Regions from separate parts of the Homo sapiens genome. Here region 2 is linked to region 1. Evidence: read pairs that join two places in POLR2A ChIA-PET (ENCODE). Cell type or tissue: PC-9. All regions are shown on one strand. Each heading gives the region's core, and the rest is flanking DNA. Links, peaks and the distances in the headings are about the cores only. Region 1 overlaps BMPR1A (bone morphogenetic protein receptor type 1A). Region 2 overlaps LDB3 (LIM domain binding 3).

What was found. ChIA-PET counts read pairs that join two places held together with the same protein. Peaks named below come from ENCODE experiments on the same cell type or tissue, not always from the same donor. Only the 100,000 strongest peaks of a DNase experiment are listed, where the experiment ranks them.
Region 2: POLR2A ChIA-PET joins it to region 1 with 8 read pairs; 2 of 35 experiments call an interaction of 5 or more read pairs at or near these places.

The regions. Positions count from the first base shown.
Region 1 is chr10:86,821,337-86,833,113 of GRCh38, reverse strand. The region is part of intron 1 of BMPR1A (bone morphogenetic protein receptor type 1A); the gene reads right to left. Among named protein-coding and RNA genes, the nearest start is that of BMPR1A, 71 kb to the right of the region's middle. In PC-9, for the core only: no CTCF peak of the experiment used is centred there; no DNase peak of the experiment used is centred there; H3K27ac peaks cover 569 bases.
Region 2 is chr10:86,718,203-86,729,966 of GRCh38, reverse strand. LDB3 (LIM domain binding 3) reads right to left here. Exons shown (of 14, transcript NM_007078.3): 12 at 11,120-11,240; 13 at 3,715-3,830. Among named protein-coding and RNA genes, the nearest start is that of BMPR1A, 33 kb to the left of the region's middle. In PC-9, for the core only: no CTCF peak of the experiment used is centred there; no DNase peak of the experiment used is centred there.

The DNA of each region.
Region 1 (11,777 bases), core at 2,223-10,222:
TTTAGAGGTGAGGTCTCACTCTGTTGTCCAGGCTAGAGTGCAGTAGCCCAATCATGGCTCACTTCAGCCTTGACCTCTTGAGCTCAAGCAATCCTCCCGCCTCAGTCTCCCGAGTCACTGGGATTATAAGCGTGAGCCACCATGCCCTAATTTCTTAAAGTTATATATAAACTTATCACAGGATCCAAAATTTCCTTTTCCCAAGAGAAATATGTGCCCACACAAAGATTTATCTACAGATGTTCATAGCAGCTTTGTTCATAATAACCAAAAACTGGAAACAATCCAAACATCCATCAATTGCTGAGCACATAAATTGTCATCACCACAGAATGGAATATCATTAGGCAGTAAAAAGGCACAAAATACTGATACACATTACAGCATACATGAGCCTCAAAGACACGCTAGATGAAAGAAGCCAATGTAAAAATACTGCATACTGTATGTTTCCAACGCATAAATGTTTAGGAAAAGCAAATTTAGAGACAGAAAATAAGCAGTGGTTGCCTAGATGAGGAGGTAGAAGGCAGTGATTGTGGGAGGTGATAAAGTGTTCTAAAACAGTCACAGCACAAAAATTTACTAAAGTTAAAAAATTTAAGTGTGCCTACATTTTTTCAATGATTTCTTTTTTTTTTTTTTTTTAGACGGAGTTTCGCTCTTGTCGCCCAGGCTGGAGTGCAATGGCACGAACTCAGCTCACCACAACCTCTGCCTCCCGGGTTCAAGCAATTCTCCTGCCTCAGCCTCCCAAGTAGCTGGGACTACAGGCATGTGCCATCACACTCAGCTAACTTTTGTATTTTTAGTAGAGACAGGGTTTCACCATCTTGGCCAGGCTCATCTCGAATTCCTGACCTCGTGATCCAACCGCCTAGGCCTCCCAGAGTGCTGGGATTACAGGTATGAGCCACCGCGCCCGGCCTTTTTCAATGATTTCTAATTATGTACAAAATGAAGTCCAAATTCATTAGAAGGGCATTCACAGACTGCTATAATCTGTTTTCAATCTATTTAACGTAACCTGCCTTACCTTCTGCTACAGTTCGTTCCACAGGATTCTAGTAATAACACATTGTGCACTTATCACAGTGAACCATGATTACCTACTTATAGGTATATCATCTTTACAAAAAACTTGAGTATAGCCATAGCATTTTACTAGTGCTTGTGTCCCTAGTGTCTGATACACAGTACAGTGCCTGGCCTATAGGAGGTAATCAATACACTTCTAAATAAGTTAATGACAAATGGCATTGAAGAGAAAAATCCAAAAGTAGGTAAAATGAGCTATGCACCAAAAAAGACACTTGTACAAGGATGATTAGTGTCACTATTTTTTTATTTGAGACAGGGTCTTGCTCTGTCACCCAAGCTGGAGTGCAGTGGTGTAATCCTAATTCCCTGTAGCCTCCACCTACTGGGCTCAAGTGATCCTCCCACCTCAGCCTCCAAAGTAGCTGGGACTACAGGCAAGTGCCAACAAGCCTGGATAATTTTTTGTTTGTTTGTTCGTTTGTAGAAATAAGGTCTCTCTATGTTGCCCAGGCAGGTCTCAAATTCCTGGGCTCAAGTGATCCTTCTGCCTTGGCTTCCCAGAGTGCTGGGATTATAGGCATAAACCACTGTGCCTGGTGCCACTGTTATATAAAAAAGAAAAACAAGAAGTTACCCAATGTCATCTAAATGTTTATTAGAATAGGATCAATTAAGCAGTCACATTAAACACTACATAGTCATTTAAAATAATGAGATATATCTTTTTATATAGACATAAAAAGACATCCCAAATATCGAAGAAAAAAACTATAAAATAAGTTAATCCTCCATTATTTAAAAAAGAAAACAAAACCGTACACACAAGTACTCGCATGCGTACATCTGTGCATCGTGTATAAGGAAGGTGCAGGGCTGAAGGGTACACATGCAGCTGTACTGATGCAGACGAAGAAGTGAAAACAACCTTAATTGCCGATCAGCTGACAAATGGCTAAACAAAATGTGGTCTTATCCATGCAGTGGAACATTATTCAACCTTAAAAATAAACGAAGCCATAAAAAGAACTGGTTCATGATACAACAGGGATGAGGCCTGAATATATGCTAAGTGAAAGAAGCCAGACATATGATTCCACTTATAGGAAATATTCAGAATAGGCAATTTCACAGAGACCGAGAGTAGATTCGTGGCCGTCTGGGGCTGGAGAGTGGGGAATGGGGAATGGGGAATGACACCAAAAATACAATCCATGAAAGAAAAAAAAACACGATAAACTGAACTTCAACAAAATTAAAAATGTTTGCTCTACAAAAGACCTGTTTAAGAAGGCAAAAAAATGAGGTACAGGCTAGGAAAATATATTTGCTAACAATATATGTGATAAAAGCCTCATCTAGGATATATAAAGAAATCTCAAAGCTCAACAATTGAAAAAAATTTCAACTAGAAAATGGGCAAGAAATATAAAGACATTTTATTGAAGAGGATATATAGACGGCAAATACGCGCATGAAAAGATATGGTCAACATTACTAGACATCAGGGAAACGCAAACCAAACTATGCTGCACACCTACTGGCACAGCTAAAATAAAAAAATAGTGACAACACCAAATGTGGACACGAATGTGAAGAAACTGGATCTCTCATACACTGCCAGTGAGCATGTAAAATGGCACAGCTACTTACAGGTAAGCCACCAACTGCACACCCCTGGGCTCTGGCAAAGATTCTTTGCTTGACCAAATGAGCCAGGCTCCTGAACTTTTCTCCCAGGCCTATCTGTGTACTTCCTTGTAAATTCCTGTTTTAGCAAAGAACCCTGCTAAGCCAGATTAGCAAACCTCCCGTCAAGGTGTCTGATTACCCTCTTCTTCTTCTGCCACCCTCCAGCTGATGTCTGATCACCTTGGCCTGTCTTCAGCAAGAAAGAATCCTGTTACGGTCAGTTTAGGCAGAAACCCCTTACACCTGACATTTCCTCTTGAGAATTTTCCATCCACTGGCCCTCAACCAGCTCCTTGGCTACAAATTCCCACTTCCCCATGCTACATCCAGCACTGAGGCCACGCTCTCTCCCCACCCACTGTAAGACACTATTGTAGTGGTCCCTACACTTACAGGGATGATCCTGAATAATGTCTTCCTTCCCATGCTTTAACAAGTGTCACTGAATAATTTTTTTTTCTTTAACAGCACCTCTCCCAAAGAAATAAAAATTTATGTCCACACAAAAAACTGAACATGAATGTTCACAGCTGCTTTACTGTTAAAAGCCAAAAACTAGGGAAAGAGATTATCTTTCAAAAGGTGAATGGTTAAACAAACCATGGAATCCTATTCAGCAATAAAAAGGAAAGAACTGTTGATTCACACAACTTGGATAGATCTCAAGGAATTGCGCCAAGTGAAAATAAGCTAATTTTAAAAGGTCACATACTATGTGATTCCATTTATTAATATCCTCGAAATGTCAACATCATAGAGATGAAAAGCAGATTACTGGCTGCCATGGGGCAGGTGTGTGCAGCACAAGGGAGAGCTTGGTGGTGGCAGCATTTGTGTCTTGATGCCACAGTGGTTCACAAATCAACTACATATATGTTTAAACAGCACAGCACTAAACACATAAAATGTACCAATGTCAATTTCTAGTTTAATGCTGTGCTGTGGGTAGTAAGAAGTTACCATTAAGGGAAAGGTGAAAGGCACAAGGGACCTCTCCTTACTATTTTTTGCAATTTCCTGTAAACCTAGTTATTTCAAATTAAAAATTTTGAAGAACCTACTTTGAATAGTAAAATAACTGTTCAAGGACTATACGAGATATATTATTTCTTTGAAATTATCTTTCTTTTATGTAGGTGTGAGTGTATATACATATGTGTGTACATACAAGTTTATTTTTTGGAGAGCAAAGAAGAAAAAATCACTACGAAATTTCAATTCTGCCAAGGTTTCTAGTTTCCTAGAAACAAAACAGCAGTCCCAGGTCAACTTCTGGGTGCTCAGTCTGAAGTTGGGAAAGGGCCCTTTCCCTCCGTATCCCTCCTGTTCTGGCTCCGTGAAGGTGTGGCAATTCCGAGGGGAGTGCCAATCTGTGGCACCCGCAACAGACTGAACCCCAGAAAATCACCCAGCTCTATGTTCTTTTGCAATTTATCCTTCCCAACAATGAAGCATAAAAACACTTGCACATTCTCATTCTTGTTCTACAACTTACGAACCTAACAAGACATTTAAATTTTTTGATAACACCCTCTTTCTTTTTCCAAGTAAATCCAATTCGGCCAGTAGAGAAATTATTGTATATATATTTTTTTTTTATACAGAGCTTTTGAGAAATTATCAATAGACCATTTGTTTTATTAGCTAATAGGTAAATGTCCCATGGAACAAGCTTCCTAGAATAATTTCACCACATAAAACAGTTAAATTTCTACTGTTAATTCAGGAATTATCAGAGAGTGATTCTAGATTGCTAAGGGTTCACCAGATCTGCTAAAATCAGCATGATTACACTCTCTCAACACATAAAGAAATTCAGAATTGACATTATGAATACCAGAGTTATGCTACAATACAGTGAAATCATCAGGGACTATTAATACATGCTGCTATTTGTTTCAGATCTAAATAATCACAAAAGAGTGTTGTGGTTTTTTACTTACTGGCTTATTTGTTTTAGCTTGCACCCGTCTTTCCTTTACGTTTTTTCCCCTTTGTGAACCGCTACCTGGAATGCACACTTGCTAATAACAGCATCACCCTCTACCCACTTCTCCTTTATGTCATCCCTGGAAAACAGCAAACTAGCTTAATGTAGTTCTGTGGTTCAAGGTCTATAAAAACAAAAAGGCTGCATATGACGGATGGCCTGAGACTGAAGATATAAAAACTGAACACATCTTCTATTACGATCAAGTAATTGTTGTACCATGATACTGCAATTTTTTCCTTGAGACAGAGTCTCACTCTGTCACCCAGGGTAGAGTGCAGTGGCACGATTTCGGCTCACTGCAACCTCCACCTCCCTAGGTCCAGTGATTCTCCTGCCTCAGCCTCCCAAGTGGCTGGGATTACAGGCACGTGTCACCACGCTCGGCTAATTTTTTTATTTTTAGTAGAAATGCGGTTTCACCATATTGGCCAAGCTGGTCTTGAACTCCTGATCTTGTGATCCGCCCTCTTTGGCCTCCCAAAGTGCTGGGATTATAGGTGTAAACCACCGTGCCCGGCCTGCAACTTTTTTCTTTAAAGGCCACTTTAAGGAGAAGGGAGAGATGACATACCTGAATGAGTCAACCTAGGAAAAAACAAAGATGGGTGGAGCTAAAAAAGTAAACACATCTCAAATGCCTACTTAACATTTCTAACTAAATAGGCTAAAACTCAAAACAAATGAAATGTAACTCACTAACTCACTTGTCCATCCTCTCACAAACTTGCTCCTCTTGAACTCATCTGGCTTATTCCACAACTGTGTAAAAGAAGACATTCTGCCATACCTAGTAAAGCTGATGGTGTATACACCCAAGACTCAACAATCCAGGTCTATGCATATAACCTAGAGAACCTTTTGTACTTAGCTACCATGAGCCACGCAAAAGAATATTTAAAGCAGTATTTTTTCCATACCAAAAACTAGGTGAAACCGAGGTGTCAAGCAGCAGTAAAATGGACTGTGGTATATTCATAGAATATTCCATATTCCAGTAATTTGGAATATTATATCAAATAGTGAAAAATTAATGAACTTCGGCTAACAATGTCAACATAAATGACATCTCAAAATTGTAATATAAATAAAAAAATCAAGCCCAAGAAGAATATATACAGAATAATTCCATATGTATAAAGCTCAAAAACAGGAAAAGCTTAAAAAAAAAAGTATGTTAAAGGGACAACACAAATGTGGTAAAACTTAAGAAAAAACTAAGGGAATGACATCAAATTTAGGAGGATGGTTACCTCTGGGAAGGGAGGAATAATTGTCTTGAGGGATGAAGGAGTTCAAAATTGCTGTTACATTTCTCAAGATAGAAGTTTGGACCAGATTTATTCATGTATTGTTATTATTATTTAAAATGGATATATACATTATAAATAGATAGAAAGATAAGTAGATAGATCCTTGTAAGATTAAACCTATCTAAAGCAGACATGGTTAAATGTTAATATTTTAACAATTTAAAAAAAATTTAAATCTATGCCCACATTACATAAATGTCTATTACTTTATGTAATGTACATAAATGTCTATTATAGCACTTTCTATAATTTTGGAATACAACATACTAAGAAAATTAAGAGTAAATTACAAAATTCTATTTTGAAATTTAAAGACACAGTATCACAAATCTTTAACAGAAGTATATTAAAACAAATACTAAACTATTATACAGCGGAAAAAAAACATGTAAAAAAAATTACTTCTCCTAATGTAATATAATGGAAAATTAATGCCATCTATATAGTATATTCATTCCAAAATATTCTTATTTTAATCTAGGCATGAAATATAACCAGCAAATTGTGGGACTGCTTATATAAGAAAAGGAAAAATATGATGAGATTTCATAAAAGACCACTGCCGGGTGGTAGATGGAGGTGGGGTAGTGGCTTATCCTAAAGTAAAGGAAACTAAAGAAATATGACAGCCAAAAGCGGGTGTGTGTGTGTGTGTGTGTGTGTGTGTGTTTCCTTGATTGGTTTCTGGATCAAATATAGATCTATTTAGCTCTCTATAGATATAGATATATTTTTTCCCTTGGTTTCTGGATCAAAAATTAAAACATCTATAAAGAACTGTTCTGGGGAAGAAAATAAATGAAATTTAAATAGGGATCACATGTTAGATAATATTGTATTAATACTATATCTCTTAAGTATGATAATGTAACTCTTCAGGAAGACAACCTTGCTCTTAGGATACACGTGCTAAAATGTTTAGAAGTTAAATGTCAAGATGTTTGCAGCTTACTTTCAAATGGCTCAGGGGAATAAAAAAAGTATATATGTCTTTATAAACAGAGAAAGCAAATGAGGCAAACGTTAGCAAGTGAGCCACTGAGTTAGTGAAAGACACAAGGGTGTTCACTATTCATTCAACTTTTCTATCGATTTATAAATTTTTAACAATTTGCAAATATATGCATTTCATTCTTTAGTTATGGGTAGTAATTCTACCACAAAGTTTAATAAACAGTGTTAGTATGACAGAGCTTATTAAGATCAAATATTAACATATTTACAAGCAAGTCCCAAAGATCTTTCCTCCATCAGTAATTTTAAAACTTTTTTTCTGGAAATTGTGAATTACAAGTTGAATGAAAGGCCAGGCACGATGGCTCACACCTGTAATCCCAGTACTTTGGGTGACTGAAGCAGGAGGATCACTTCAGCCCGTGAGTTCAAGACCAGTGTGGGCAACATAGCAAGACCATATTTCCACAAAAAAATGTTAATTTAGCCAAGTATGGTGGCACGTGCCTGCAGTCCCAATTACTCAGGAGGCTGAGGTGGGAGGATCACTTGAGCCTGGGAAGTTGAGGCTGCAGTAAACCATCATTGCATCACTATACTCTAGCCTGGGCAACAGGGCAAGACCCTGTCACACACACACACACACACACACAAACAAAAAAAGTTAAATGAAAAATTAATTTTTTGCTTAAAAGGTCAAAAGATTATGTCTGTGCTTCAGAAACAATATCATAAGCAATTTGAGGGCAAGGATGTTTATTTTGGCAATTCAATTATACTATATATAATTCACAAAGACTTTATTTTACACTGCTAAAATAGATAAAACCATACTAATACATTAGAATGGGATTTCTTGGCTGGGTGCTGGTGGCTAACCCTGTAATCCTAGCACTTTCAGAGGCTGAGGTGGGAGGATCGCTTGAGCCCAGGAGGTTGAGGCTGCAGTGAGCAATGATCACGCCATTGCACTCCAGCCTAGGAAACAGAGTGAGTCCCTGTCTTAAAACAAACAAACAAACAAAAAGCAAGGAAAAAAAAAAAAAGAATGTCATTTCTAAATGTCCTATTATTTCTAATATATTTAGAAAATTACATTTCTAAATGTCCTATTAATAGTGTACGTTAAAATTTATTTCTCAAAATAGATTTATTTCCTAATGATGCATACTCTAAGATTATATTTACAATATTTTTCAGGATTGCTAAGCAGGTAGTAAGGGTGGAATCAATTCCTTTATGTGGACAAAGTTTCCTGAAAAACTAATTACATTTCATAGAAAATGATAACCACCGGTCACCTTAAGGATGTATAGGTTATGTCAGAATTTAGTCCAATTAAACTGTCATGTAATACTTGACTTAATTATTTACTAAAAACTTAAAATTATCTTCATAAAAAACCCAACTGTCACCCACCCAATATGTGTGCATCAATAAACTAACAAAATTCTAGAAGTTACAGAAAATAAAATTATTTTCAATTAAGAGCACCCATGTAAAATCCATCCCTTGTACACGAATATGCCAACTAGTGATTTCAAACAGGAGAAATAAGTCTAGCAATATTTCCTCCAAAAGGCCAGGTGTGGGACAGCGCTGCTCCATGTCCGTGGGTGGATAAACACACAGGGAAGAAAGTTTTAGATGGGAAGCCTACATTTAAGTTCTCATCTCTGTGTGATGAGAGGCAGGTAGTTAATTACCGTACAGCACTGTCTTTTAAATCCGTGAGTCACATGCCTAAGGGAGGGGCCTGGATGCAGGATGAGCAGCAACTAGGGCAATCAAGGAAGGTTTCAAAAGGAAGCAACAACAGGTTCTGAGGAGCTGCAGACAGGCAATTAGCAGCAACTACTACCCCAACACAATGCACATAATCCAACAGCCAACTAGGGACTGCCCACCTTCTTGCAAAAACACAGCATGTACCTTTGGGACTAAGTTTGTGAGGCTAGGTATGTTTGAATTTCAGAGATATTCTATTATCGACAGACAAGTGAGACTGAAAGAAACACACACACACACACACACACACACACACAACCCTTGGTAATATTTCCAGGGGCCATTAAAGCAAATTTTAAAACATTTAAGACATAGTTCCCTGCCTGCAAGAAACATGTAATCAACATGAGGAGCCAAGACATAAAGATATTCAAATTTAAATAATGGTAACAGATGATACTGCAAATGTCATACCACCACACATGATGATTAACCGAAGAGCACTAACGTTTACTGCTTCACAGGTGGGAAGTAATTTAAGGTGGCCTTCCAAGGATCCGCAGGATTTGATACTATGCAAGGAGGGAGTAGTGCAAGTTCACACGAGCATTCCACAGGGAGGGTCAGGGAGGATACTTTGTGGCTGGTCATGGCCCCATGGAGGGTCTGGATTCTATGGTTGTGAAGCAGGATCACCAATGTATGGTCTGATCCAGATGACAAATATACAGCTGCCCTAAGGCCCATGCCCACAGCACACACAACTGCTCATTTTAGTTCTCCTTCCAACCAAGCATTAAAGACCTCATAGTGCTTTTCCATACAGAATCCTCAGCAGCCAAGATGTCAGGATGTTTGAAATGCATCTACCATTCTTTAGGAAGTAAAGAGAAGAACATAAAGATAAGAAAGAGCATGGGCTCTGTAGCCAGACTGAATACCAAGGTTAGAATCCTGGCTCCACCACTTAACTGTTGTAATCCTTTGACCAAGTTGTTTAACCTCCTCCGTACCCAATCTGTAAAATGAGGATCAAAGGAGTTAATATAGGTATGGCACTTAGAACAGTGCCAGGCAGACAGTAAGCACTAAGTGTAAGCTACTGTTATTGTTCTCTATCAACAGGAAACCAACTGTATTTTCAGAGAGTAATTAGAAGTTTATACGGGAGAATAATACAAGCAGCTGTATTAAAAGCTTGCTGGATACAGAAAACACTGTGAATCACTGGTAGAAACACCTTCCATTATTTAATAACATTGCCTAATAATAGCATCAAACACTTGCTGGTTGATTTAAGAACAAAATTATGGCAATAATATTTACCGAGTTCCATTTATCAAACATTTACTATGTGCCGGTTACTGTGCTAAATTCTATACATTTATTATCTTGCTTAATCCTTAAAATAAGCCTATGAGCCAGATACCACTAGTAATCCCATATTACAGATAAGAAAACTGAAGCTCAGGCCGGCACAGTGGCTTGCATCTATAATCCCAGCACTCTGGGAGGCTGAGGCGGGCATATCACCTGAGGTCAGGAGTTCGAGACCAGCCTGGCCAACATGGTGAAACTCCATCTCTACTAAAAATACAAAAATTAGCCAAGCATGGTGGCCTGTAATCCCAGCTACTTGGGAGGCTGAGGCAAAGAATCACTTGAACCCAGGAGGCAGAGGTTGCAGTGAGCCGAGATCGCGCCACTGCACTCCAGCCTGGGTGACAGAGTAAGACTCTGCCTCAAAATAAAAATAAAAATAAAAATAAAAACGGGAAAAAAAAAGAAAACTGAAGCTCATAGTGATTAAGTAACCTTCTCAAAGTCACACAGTTAATACATGGTAGATTTGGGATTTAAACCCAGATCAGCCAGACTCTAAACATTGTACTTTTAATCCTAATGCCATACGTTTTCTTCCCAAATCCTGAACCAATTGCCCATGACTGTGATAATGGTTGTACAGATCCGTGAGTATACTAAAAACCATTGAAGTGTGTGCCCTTTAAATAATTGTATGGTATGTGAATTATATCTTAATAAAGCTGTTTCAAACCATTAACAAAAAATAGTAAAATCAGGATACAGGGTCCTTGGGGTTTTACTCATACACAGACTGGGACTAGAATAAAAAGGAAAATTGAATTCATTTTGGATAGAAAAATGAGTATTTTTCAAATGGAAAGATTTAGAACCTGTATATAAATACATGACACATGCTAAAGTTGGACCTAAATAATGAATAAAATGTAGATCAAGAAATATCTGTGAGGCCAGGCATGCTGGCTCGGGTCTGTAATCCCAGCAATTTGGGAGGCCGAGGTGGGTGGATCGCTTGAGCCCACGAGTTCGAGACCAGCCTGGGAACATGCAGTTCGAGACCAGCCTAGGAACGTGGTAAAACCCCTCTCTACAAAAAATACAAAAATTAGCTGGGTGTGGTGGTGCGTGCCTGCTGTCCCAGCTACTCAGGAGGCTGAAGTGAGAGGACCACTTGAGCCTGGGAGGTCCAGACTGCAGTGAGCCATGATTGTGTCACTGCACTCCAGCCTGCACAGAGCCAAGAACCCGTCTCAAGAAACAAAAGGAGGGAGGAAGGAGAAGAGAGGGGGAGGGGGGAGAAAAAAGAAACATCTGTGGGTAATGATGATGTCACAGTGATCCCCTTATCATCAAGTCAACGTTTTGGCAAGAGAGAGGTAACAACATGATCATATTGTTATTCACTTTTAGCAAGGGAGCAGCACAAAATGTGGGCAATAGCATAAAGTTTTTTGGAAAAATGTAATGAAGTTAATGGTCTCCTGTACAGCCTTGGGAGGTATAAATGCAGCCTCTCTAGAGAGCAACTTAGCAATGAGCATGATGTACCCACTAGCTGAGCAATCCTACTAATAAAAATCCACATTTAAAAAAAATCATGTTGTGCACCCAGATTTAGTGACACGTATGGTCTTACAACACGCTTAATGACGGCAGAACAAGCAAAAACAAAAATAATGTAAATTATAGTACAGTCAGACAATATTGTTAATAACAGCTGATGTTTATTAAGTGCCAAG
Region 2 (11,764 bases), core at 3,765-11,764, 100 kb after region 1:
AAGATCTAACTGGTGAGAATGGGCTTTAGGGAAGACAGAAAGGCATCTCTGGAATGAGTCAGCCTGTCAATGACTGCAGCTGTGGGTGGGAGACCATACCTGGACTGGGACAATGCTGGTTGCTTGTGAGAACTTTGGGATGAGTCAGGCTGGGGAGAGAAGGTGTCCAGGGACTGAAGACCAACAAATGAGAAAGGGACAGAACCTCAAAGATGGCTCATAGGTGAGATGGGGCTGAGGGTGGGAACCCTCATAAGGAGTTGTGCCCAGTGTCTTCTTGGTGCAAGGTGGCTTCATAGTGGAGGAGGCCTTCTGCCCACCCAGCACAGGGGGCAACAGGGATGGTCCAACCCCCAGGCTCTGTGGCTGGGTGACATCAGGGCCTGGCTATAAAAGGGTAGCGACCATGGACAGTGCTGACTGCAAGTCCCAGCAGAGTTAGGGTAATAAACTAGGCCAGCTGCAGCAGCCCCTAGGTCTGCCTACAAAAGTTATATTACTGCCCATCCCCTCCTGATACCCACACCAGTGGGGAAGGGCAAGACTTAGAGCAAAAGAGGGATGGGTAAGACATTTTTCCTCCACTAAGGTCGGACCCTTTCCATTGGAACTCAAGTGTCGACGCCAGACAGAAGCTTAACTTTCACCCTGACCCACAGTGCACTTCTCAGGCTCCCAGCCTTCACTTTATATGCTTTGGACTTGAGGGATACTGTCCTGTTCTACTTTTGAATTGCTCACATCTGTTGCTTTGTTCACCTTTCAAGATTCTAGATTCCGTCAGGGTAGAGACTTGTTCTGGAACACTCTTGTACTGCCCAAATGCCAGGAATATTTGGTAAACTGAGTTAGTCTAAAGAATGTGCTATCCTGAGATCTCACTGGTTAGAAAACAGCACATCAGCTGGGAGAGCTACCCCAGATCTTTCTCTTACTAATTTTTTGGAAGTTACAGGAAAATACATGCTCATCAAAAGTGATTTGGAAATATGAAGTGATAGAAAGAGGACCAAAAAAAAAAAAATCCCTCAAGTCCCTCAAAGTTTTCCAATCAAAAGATTTCTTCCTAATGTTAAGACCATGTTCCGGCTGGGTGTGGTGGCTCACACCTGTAATCCCAGCACTTTGGGAGGCCGAGGTGGGTGGCTCATGAGGTCAGGAGTTCAAGACCAGCCTGGCCAAGATGGTGAAACCCCGTCTCTACTAAAAATACAAAAATTAGCCAGGTGTGGTGGCAGGCGCCTATAATCCCAGCTACTCAGGAGCCTGAGGCAGAGAATTGCTTGAACCTGGGAGGTGGAGGTTGCAGTGAGCCAAGATCGCACCACTGCACTCCAGCCTGGCGACAGAGCAAGACTTTGTCTCAAAAAAAAAAAAAAACAAAAGAACCATGTTCCACTTTGCTATATGTTGACAGAGCAGTGAGTATCATGCAGGCTGGTTTGGAGGGAGACCTAACGATCTCCATGTTGATCCTCTAAAGGGCAGTGCTATGGGCCTCTCACAGGCTGGACTTCACTCTCTGGAACTTATTTGTAATATCAGCCTTAGCCACCCCAAGCTTTACGCCTTCTTCTGGTCTCTCTCTTGGACTTTTGCTGTTGTGACTCAGCTGAAATTGCGAGGCTTGCAGAAGCAGACCCACACTCACCTTTGCCACGATTCCCTCTGCATGTGACACAGACCTCTCATCAGCCTGCCCATGGAAAACAGGCCTTCTGTGCCACTGTCTTCCTGGACCTTCCCCAAGTCTCTTGGATCCTTCCAGAAGTTGGGTAACCAGATGTGCAGGCAGTGCCTCAGGACTAGACAAGCCATGGCTTGAATGTAAGGTTCAGAGACCCCTGTGCTGTGCCTGACACAGGGGAGCTATGACTCTGCAGGGGACAAACCCAAAGCCAGTATACTTACACCATTGTCTCTTTTTGGAGGGGATGTATTTAAAACACCCTAAAAGACAACTAGAGAATCTGTTCAAAGAGCTAGAAAATCAGAGTGTTAAGGGGTTGAATTGTATTCCACAAAATTCACGTGCAAGAAGGCAGAGTTTGCCGTGAGCTGTGATCACGCCATTGCACCCCAGCCTGGGCAACAAGAGGGAAACTCCATCTCAAAAAAAAAATAAAAAAAAAAAGGAGACCCACACAGAGACAGACACACTCAGAGGAGAATGTCATGTGAAGACACACACAGAGGGGAGACAGGCTTGTGACAATGGAGGCAGGGATTGGAGTTACACAGCTGCAAGCCAAGAAATGCCAAGGATTGCTAGCAACCGCTAGTAGCTCGGAGAGAGACTATGGCCTCCTGTCAGCACCTTGATTTAGGACTTCTGGCCTCCTGAACTGTGAAAGCATTCATTTCTGTTGTTTGAGCCATCAGTTTGCAGTAATTTGTCAAGACAGCCCTAGCAAACCGACACACAGAGTGAATACAGTGTGTCCCACAGATGGCGGGGTATGGAAGCGAAGTGTGGAACCAAAAGTATATGGCCGTAAACTTTATGACTAGGGTCATCCTATGTCAGAAGTCTATAAAAATTATTCAAGTAAAAACTGTACAGATATTTCATACATTTCCAAAATTTACCTTGAGACACTCTGGTTAAAAAAAAAATAGTAGAGGTGTCTTAATTTTCCCAAATCAGCCAGGCGTGGTGGCTCACGCCTGTATTCCCACAACTTGGGGAGGCCAAGGTGGGTGAATCACCTGAGGTCAGGAGTTTGAGACCAGTCTGGCCAACATGGTGAAATCCCCTCTCTACTAAAAATACACAAAATTAGCCAGGCATGGTGGCATGTGCCTGTAGTCCCAGCTACTCAGGAGGCTAAAGCAGAAGAATCGCTTGAACCCAGGAGGCAGAGGTTGCAATGAACCGAGATCATGCCACTGTACTCCAGCCTGGGCAACAAGAGCAGAAACTCTATCTCAAAAAAAAAAAAAAAAAAATTCTCAAATCGAGATTAGGCAATGACAGATTGACATTAGGGGGCTTTCTCAGGGATGACTGTTTCCTACCTCTCCTTCAGAGTCTAAATGTCTGTAGGCTCACCATCATGTGCCCACCCCAACCCAAAACCCTCAGAAGGAAAATGCCAGTCTCATACTAAAAGTGACCCGGCTGTTCAGCAGAAATAAGTAGCACACAGTTAATAGTTAATCCAGGGCTTATCTCCTGGCAGCTATATATCAGGAAAGGACCACTTAGGAAAATAAAATGGTACTCAGTCTTGCTTTCCAAAGGTGCTACCAAGAGAAACCCTATCTCAGCTTTTCATAGGATTAGTCAGCTCCAATCTAGTGTTTGGGGTAACAATTTGGAGGGGAAAACCTTCAAGTCACTCCATCATATCTGAAGTGACATATAACCATGGGAAGCCAACTGCCCCTCTCAAAGCCAAGCATCATCTGCTGCTTTTGCCCGCTGACAACACTGCTGGTGAGACAAGCCGCTGGTTTGCCAAACCCTGGGACACTCTGTTGTCCTTAACGAAATGGAAAGTAACAAAGCCACATTGGTTTATAAATAATTATTAGGAATGAAACTTTGTTCGACTGTGATGTATCGAGGCATCATGGTGTTTGCCAGCTTTTAAAAATGATCAGGATGTCAGAAAGCTAGCGTGGCAAGGTATGTAGAGGTTGGTCATCTGGCTCCCACTTCCTCCCTCCTGCCTCTTCTCAGAAAGCCAGAGCCCCAAGCTAGAGACATACTGCGCAAATGAAGCAGGTGTCGTGCCAAGTGTGGCCCAGGGCTTCGATAAACTTGTCGCCAGCCTCCACGGGGAAATCGCAGCCATGGCACTTGGTGCTGAACAGATTGATGTAGTCTGAAATGAAAAGCAGAGTGAAGACCCCGCACCCAGTGGGGGCAGCGGGGACCCAAAGCCAAGACAAACCCCAAATCAGTGGGCAGAAGCAGGGGGTGAAATCTAATTGGTTGTTTGTCATCTCACAGATGAAATACTCAGTTACATGACTGATAGTTTTCCATTTTCCAATCATTGCATTGATGTTGTTCAGACCCAGGCTTAGACACCATCTTGTGCTGGTTTGATTTGCAAACACTTTCTGGAATTGTCATCAACCTTCTGCAGGGAGATTGTCTCCTCTGCTTCTGTCACCTCTAATAGACCAAACGGATCAAGCCCCAAAGAGAAAACAATCCACATTTCCAAACATCTATGCTTAGTTTGGAAGAATGTGGGTCCAACGTATTTAAGAGTTATAGAATTTTCTTTGCTTGGCCATTCTTCTGTCATGGGGCATTTGTGTTGACAACAAGTTTTTACTACTATAAACAGTATTTGAACTACTTTATTGGGGCATGTCCTCCTCCTCCTTCCCTACCCCCAACCAAGGAGATAATGCTATTAAATATTATTGATATGATGCTTTGCAATTTACCAAGCATTTTCACATGGATGGTGTTATTTACAAGTATGTCAATGTCAGGGACTACATCTTAGCTTTCTTTGCACTCCCAGCACAATGCCTGACACACAGTCAATATCCAAAACATATATAGGGAATGAATGCATTAACCAATCAATCAGTTCATCAATGAATGAAACTGATCATCACAAAATCCCTCAGAAATTGAACTATTATTATCTTTTTGTTTTGTTTTGTGGATGAGAAAATTGAGACTCAAAGAGGTGAAGGGCCCAGCCAGCATCCCACAGCTGAAGCACAGTGGGTCAGGTTCTGTGCTCCTTCACCAGGGCAGCTGTCCTCTCTAGGCCCAAAGGGGCTACAGTTCTACCACACTGACTGTAGAACATCTCTAGATTATTCTAGAAAAGCTCCATCCCGTTTACAAAGCCTTCATCCCTCCTGAGAAGTGTACGCATTCCTCCATAACTCTTCCACAGTTGGCTTTTTCTTAAGTGATTTCCTGTTCTTCTTGTGGATAGTATGTCCATTCATTGTCTTAGACCACGTCTTACTGAGTGCCAGTGTGCCATGGGGGTTACAAAATTGGACTCTGAATAAAGGAAGAGCTGGGTTCAAATCCCAACTCTATTAAGAAATGTTCAAACCTGGGGCAAGTGGCGTAACTTCTCAAGGCCTCAACCTTCTCATCTATATAATGGGAATAATTATTGTACCGAACTCATGGGGTTTTGAGTGGATTAAATAAGATAATGTAAGTGAAGTATTTGGCACAAACACTCAAAAATGTTGGCTCTTATTTTGAAAGTCTTCATAACTGATGCAAAGAGGGAAAGGAACAATGATTTGAGTGCCATTATGCCTCCTGTTTAATCCTCATGACATCTCTGTGAAGAGATAATATTCCCTATTTATTTATCTATTTATTTTATTTATTTATTTATTTATTTTTTATTTTTATTTTTTTTTGCGACGGAGTCTCACTCTGTCACCAGGATGGAGTGCAGTGGCATGATGTCGGCTCACTGCAACCTCCGCCTCCTGGGTTCAAGCAATTCTCCTGCCTCAGCCTCCCAAGTAGCTGGGAGGGCAGGCACGCGCCACCACACCCAGCTATATTTTTTTATTTTTAGTAGAGATGGGGCTTCACCATGTTGGCCAGGATGGTCTCGATCTCTTGACCCTGTGATCCACCTGCCTCTGCCTCCCAAAGTTCTGGGATTACAGGCGTGAGCCACCGCGCCCAGCCTATTTATTTTTTGAGGTGGACTCTCACTCTGTCACCCAGGTGGAGTGCAGTGGCACAATCTCAGCTCACTGCAACCTCTGCCTCCCAGGGTTCAAGCAGTTCTCCCACCTCAGCCTCCCAAGTAGCTGGGATTGCAGGCATGTGCCACCACGCCTGGCTAATTTTTGTATTTTCAGTAGAGACGGGGTTTCACCATTTTGGCCAGGCTGGTCTTGAACTCCTGACCTCAAGTGATCCACCTGCCTCGGCCTCCCAAAGTGCTGGGATTACAGGCATGAGCCACCGCGCCCAGCCTAGTATTCCAATTTTAAAGGGGAGGAAACTGACTGGAGAGGTTCCATCACAGAAGTCATAAGGAGTAGCCCCAGTCCTGATGGACTCCAATGTTCATCCTCCTTCTATGGCTTTACGCTGTCTCCAGCTCCTTATCAGCATGGCATTGAGCTTTGATCAGTTACACTTATCTCTTGCATGTGTTTTCCAATATATAGCTTCCCCTTTTGTGCTTAATTGTAGCTTGTCATGCAAATGCTCTTATGTATCCCAGTCCATCAATCTTCTCTGATGGAACACTTAATTTCTTTAGTAGGCAGAAATGCATTGCCTTGCCAGAGCTAAGAAAACATCGTTCTGCTTCCTTTAGAAAGTTACCGCCCAGGTTGCAGTTCACTCTGTGCTCTGCAAGAACTTACTACTATCTGGTATGGGCTGACCCGTCTCCACCTGAGGACAAGCCCTGCACCCACTTACGACTTCTTTCTCATCACTCCCAGGTGGTCTCATGGTGCCCTGGACTTTCTCTTACACCTCCATGCCTCTGTGCAAACCAGGCCCTGGGCTTGAAAAACCATCCCCACTTTCTGTACCTGAGAGAATCTCTGCAATCCTTTGTGCTAGGCTGTCCTTCAGGGAAGTCTTCATGCCCTACATACCCCAACCAAGAGTGATGAGATGGCCTTGCTGAAGGCTTTCCCTGGCCTTCCCTCCTCCATTTATCCATGCATCCTATCCATTCATCCATCATCTCCTTTTTTTTTTTTTTTTTTTTTTTTTTAGATTGAGTCTTGCTCTGTCACACAGGATGGAGTGCAATGATGTGGTCACAGTTCACTGCAACCTCAACTTCCTGGGCTCAAACCATCCTCCCACCTCAGGCTCCTGAGCAGCTGGGACCACAGGTGTGCACCACCACGGTCGGCTACTTTAATTTTTTTTTGTTTTAGAGATGGGGTCTCCCTATATTGTCCAAGCTGTTCTTGAACTCCTGGGCTCAAGGGGTCCTCCTGCCTTGGCCTCCTAAAGTACTATGATTACAGGCGTGAGCCACCAAGCTGGGCTGTGTTCCATATTTAAATAAATATAAAAATTAAATTAAATGGTTCAAACAACCTAATTAAATAGTGATTCCTTCTCTTACTGGCTTTTCACAGATTAAGCTATTAAAGTGGCTTGAATTGGCCAGGTGCGGTGGCTCACGCCTGTAATCCCAGCACTTTGGGAGGTCGAGGCAGGTAGATCACGAGGTCAGGAGTTCAAGACCAGCCTGGCCAAGATGGTGAAATCCCCCATCTCTACTAATAATATAAAAATTAGCCAGGCGTGTTGGTGGGAGCCTGTAATCCCAGCTACTTGGGAGGCTGAGACAGAGAATTGCTTGAACCCAGAAGGCGGAGGTTGCAGTGAGTCAAGATAGCATGCCACTGTACTCCAGCCTGGGTGACAGAGCAAGACTCTGTCTCAAAAAAAAAAAAAAAAAAAAAAAAGGCCAGGCACGGTGGCTCACGCCTGTAATCCCAGCACTTTGGGAGGCCAAGGTGGGCGGATCACGAGATCAGGAGATCGAGACCATCCTGGCTAACATGGTGAAACCCTGTCTCTACCAAAAATACAAAAAATTAGCTGGGTGCAGTGGTGGGAGCCTGTAGTCCCAGCTACTTGGGAGGCTGAGGCAGGAGAATTGCATGAACCCCAGAGGCGGAGCTTGCAGTGAGCCAAGATCGCGCCACTGCACTCCAGCCTGGGCAACAGAGCGAGACTCCGTCTCAAAAACAAAACAAAACAAAACAAAGGCTTGAATTTACCTCTGGAATGCCTTGTCTTGCCCACTGATTCATTTTTCTGTTTTAAATTTGATTCCATATGATTTGGAGAATTATCGCTTTGTTTTAAAATTTGGTAGCATGGGTCTGATACTAACACATTTTTGTTTAAGTTGGTATTTTTCTTCACAACTTCTGCAAAAGTTATTTCTGCAAAAGGAGAACATTGCTGGTACCGAACAAAGTCTGTGCATGGGCCTTTTCCACAAGGAGTATAATCTAGCTCCTCATATATTTATTCCTTCCTTTATTTCTCCCTTTAAGTCTTTCTAATTTTCTTTGACTCTCTCTTGTCCCAAGCTGAATTACTACCCTCACATTTAATGGATTTTATTGCTATTGTAAAAGGATTTCTGTCCATCAAATTGCAGGTGCTCTGTGTTGAAAAGGGGCTTGGTACTTTTCTAGAGCAATGGTTCCCAAACATCAGAAGCACATGGAGGGTTTGTTGAAACACAGCGTGCCAGGCTCCCCTCCAGAGTTTCTGATTCACCAGATCTGGGGTGGGGCCTGAAGATCTGCATTTCTAACAAGTTCTCAGGTGATGTTGCTGCTGGTGTTGGGACCACACTTTGAGAAACACTTCTGATTCCCACACCTAACTGAAACACCTGGGTAGGGTGGGGCACCCTACGAAATGCTGCTTCTGTGGGTCTGAGGTAGGTCTGAAACAATCTATTTTCTCTCTAGTTTGTTAAGTTCCCTAGGTGACCATGATGCCAGGTTTGGGAACTGCTCGGGTGCAGGTTCATCTGTGAAGGGCTGACCCACCTATCTCTCTTCTTTATATGCAGATGTCAGCTTATCTTTGCAGCCAGCTGAAGCATTTTTCAGCCTAGACCCTATCATTCTGGCTCAATCTGCAGATTTGACAGGACTCCCTTCTGTGTCTTCTTCCAAATTGTTGATTAAAATGACGAGACGTAAAAATGAAGTTTCACCTCATACCCGTTAGGATAGCTACTATTTTTTAAAAAACAGAAAATAACAAGTGTTTGCAAGGCTGCGGAGAAATTGGAACCTTTATTCTCTGTTAATGGGTTTGTAACACAGTGCAGCCGTTATGGAAAACAGTATGAGGTTCCTTACAAAATCAAAAATAGAACAGAATCAAAAATAGGCACGGTGGCTCATGCCTGTAATCCCAGCACTTCAGGAGGCCAAGGCAGGAGGATTGCTTGAGCCCTGGATTTCAAGACCAGCCTGGGCAACATAGCAAGACCTCATCTCTACAAAAAATGATGAAAATTAGCTAGGCATGGTAGCGGATGTCTAAAGTTCCATCTACAGGCTGAGGTGGGAGGATCAACTGGGTCTCTCCAGTTACCTAGGTCTGAAGGTAAATCTGCTTCCTCACTGTCTTCTCTTAACACTAGACCGTCTTCTTCCTGGATCTTCTTACTCAAAACATCATTTTTGAGAATCTTTTCGGGGGAGTTGCTATGATGAGGGGCAGCAGTGATAATGGAAATCTATCATTCTTTCAAAAGCCTCAGACACAAATTGCGGCTTATCTCAAATAATAGAAGTTATAATGCTTTTAGTAGAAGAATAACAGCAAGTTGTATAAGCATAACAGCTCTTTCTTTAACTACCGATCAATATCATATGCTCATGAGAAAGGAAAGGTCTGGTATTATCTTCTCCCTTTTACAGATATAGAAACTGAGGCACAGAGTAAGTGACTTGTTTCAGGTCATTCAGTTAACTTCAGAGCTGGGAAGGGCATTCACTAGTACAAGAACCCAAGACGTTTCTTTTCTTTCTTTCTTTTTTTTTTCAGATGGAGTCTTACTGTGTTGCCCAGGCTGGAGTGCAACGGCAGTATCTCAGCTCACTGCAACCTCTGCCTCCCGGGTTCAAGCGATTCTTCAACCTCAGCCTCCCGAGTAGCTGGGATTACAGACGCCCGCCATCATGCTCGGCTAATTTTCGTATTTTTGTAGAGATGGGGTTTCACCATTTTGGCCAGGCTGGTCTTGAACTCCTGACCTCAGGTGATTCGCCTGCCTTGGCCTCTCAAAGTGCTGGGATTACAGGCGTGAGCCACCGCGCCCAGCCAAAACGTTTATTTTCTAATTTACAGTCAGGGGAAAGAAGTTTTATTTTGTTTTGCTTTTTCCCTTGAGGAACTGAATGTTTTCTCCTTTCTGATTTTAAAGTAAACTAACTTACTGTGTTTCTCTTTTTGCCCTCAAATTTGCTACCCAGTTAGTCCCTGCAGCTCTGTTATTCTTCATAATCAGCATGCCTGCTTTTCCCGCCTCTGATTTTCTGGTTCTACTGTCTTAGCCTTCATGTCTGTGTTACCTTTTCTGGAACCTGCTTCAAATCCTTTCTGAAGGGGGAAGCCTCTGAATAAATGAGTGACTGACTTCCACCTATCTAATGAAGTGCTTTGTCTCTTGAATTTACAATAATTTACTTAGCATTTTAAGATAACATATAGCATTTTGGGGGTACAGAGAAACTCTGAATTCACTCCGTGAGATTACAGGAATCTGCAGGAACATCAAAGTCTGATAAATATCACAGGGGCAGAGGAAGGGGTCTCGCATATTTGATGCTCTACACGCCTTCTCTGGTTTAATCCTCACCACAGCTCTGTAAGGCAGGTGTTTACAGACGAGGAAAGTAAGGCTCAGAGAAGGTTAGTAACTTGCTCAGGTTTACAAAGCAGCCCAAAGTGGAACCAGGAATAGAATGAAGGACAAAGTCCACAGCCAAGGCCTTTTCAGACTAGACCTTGTGGTCTCCAAATCAAAATAACCTGAAAGGTTTCCCAGTGGTCATAAGATGCCAACTTGTGATCTACATTTTTTTTTTTTTTTGAGATACAGGATCTTACTCTGTTGCCTAGGCTGAATACAGTGGTGCTATCACAGGTTACTGCAGCCTCGAACTCCTGGACTCAAGCGACCCTCCCACTTCAGCCTCCTGCGTAGCTGAGACTACAGGCACGCGCCACCACACCTGGCTAATGTTTATATTTTTTGTAGAGACTGGGTCTTGCTATGTTGCTGGTGTCAAACTCCTGGGCTCAAGCAATTCTTCTGTCTCGGCCTCCCAAAGTGCTGGGATTAAGGTGTGAGCCACCTCACCTAACCAGATCCACATATTTGATGCATAAAATAAGCTATAGACTCTGCACCTCACTCTCCCCAAAGCTGCAACCATATGGGCAGGGGAGATAGTTAACTTCCTTTGTGTGATATTAGCATGATTCTGCCATTAAAAGCAAAAACAAAGGTTTCTTCCAGAAATAAAGGCCTCTGGGTGGTCGGATGTGAATGGATTAGGCAGGAGTTAGTTCCCTGTGCCTGCCCCTTTCTCCCAGGCTGTGGGGCCTCCCCACATGCCATCGAAGTGTTCCTACCTTTCTCGCAGTAGGGCTCCCCGTCTTCCATGTGGAAGAGGCTGTTCCCAAAAGGCTTCTTGCAGGCCGCACAGACGAAGCAGGTGGTGTGCCATGTCTGTCTCAAGGCATGCATTACTTCCTGGGGGAAAGAGCCTAAGCTCAGGACAGAAAGGAGAGAGGGAGCGGGCTTGACTACCCCACCAGGCTCCAGCCACTGCCCGAGCATCCTACCAGGGAACAGGGCAGGAGATCTCAGGATGCAGGCCTTGGTCACTCTGAAGAAAGACCCAGGGGTGTCAGAGAAGGGGTTGTCACTCTCCAGCTGGGTGCCAGGTTCTGTGCTTTCTTACATAAACTGTGAGGCTTAATCCTCCCATTAAACCTGGGAGGAGGTACTGCTTATTACTGTCATTTACCAAAGGGGCATTGAGGGTTAAGGCCACATTCTGGTGAGTGGTAAGGTCAGGCTGTGAAGCAACCACTTGCTTTGCAGAAGTTCCACCACCACTTCAAGCTGTGTGGAACAGGCACACAATCATCTCTTGCATCAAGTTCATTTATCCCCAAGTTTATTGGTGGCAAACCAATTCCCTTTTAGGATAAAAATGGAGTTGCTTTCTCTGTTACCAGCAACTTCTTGGCTTCCTAATGGGATCCCACGAT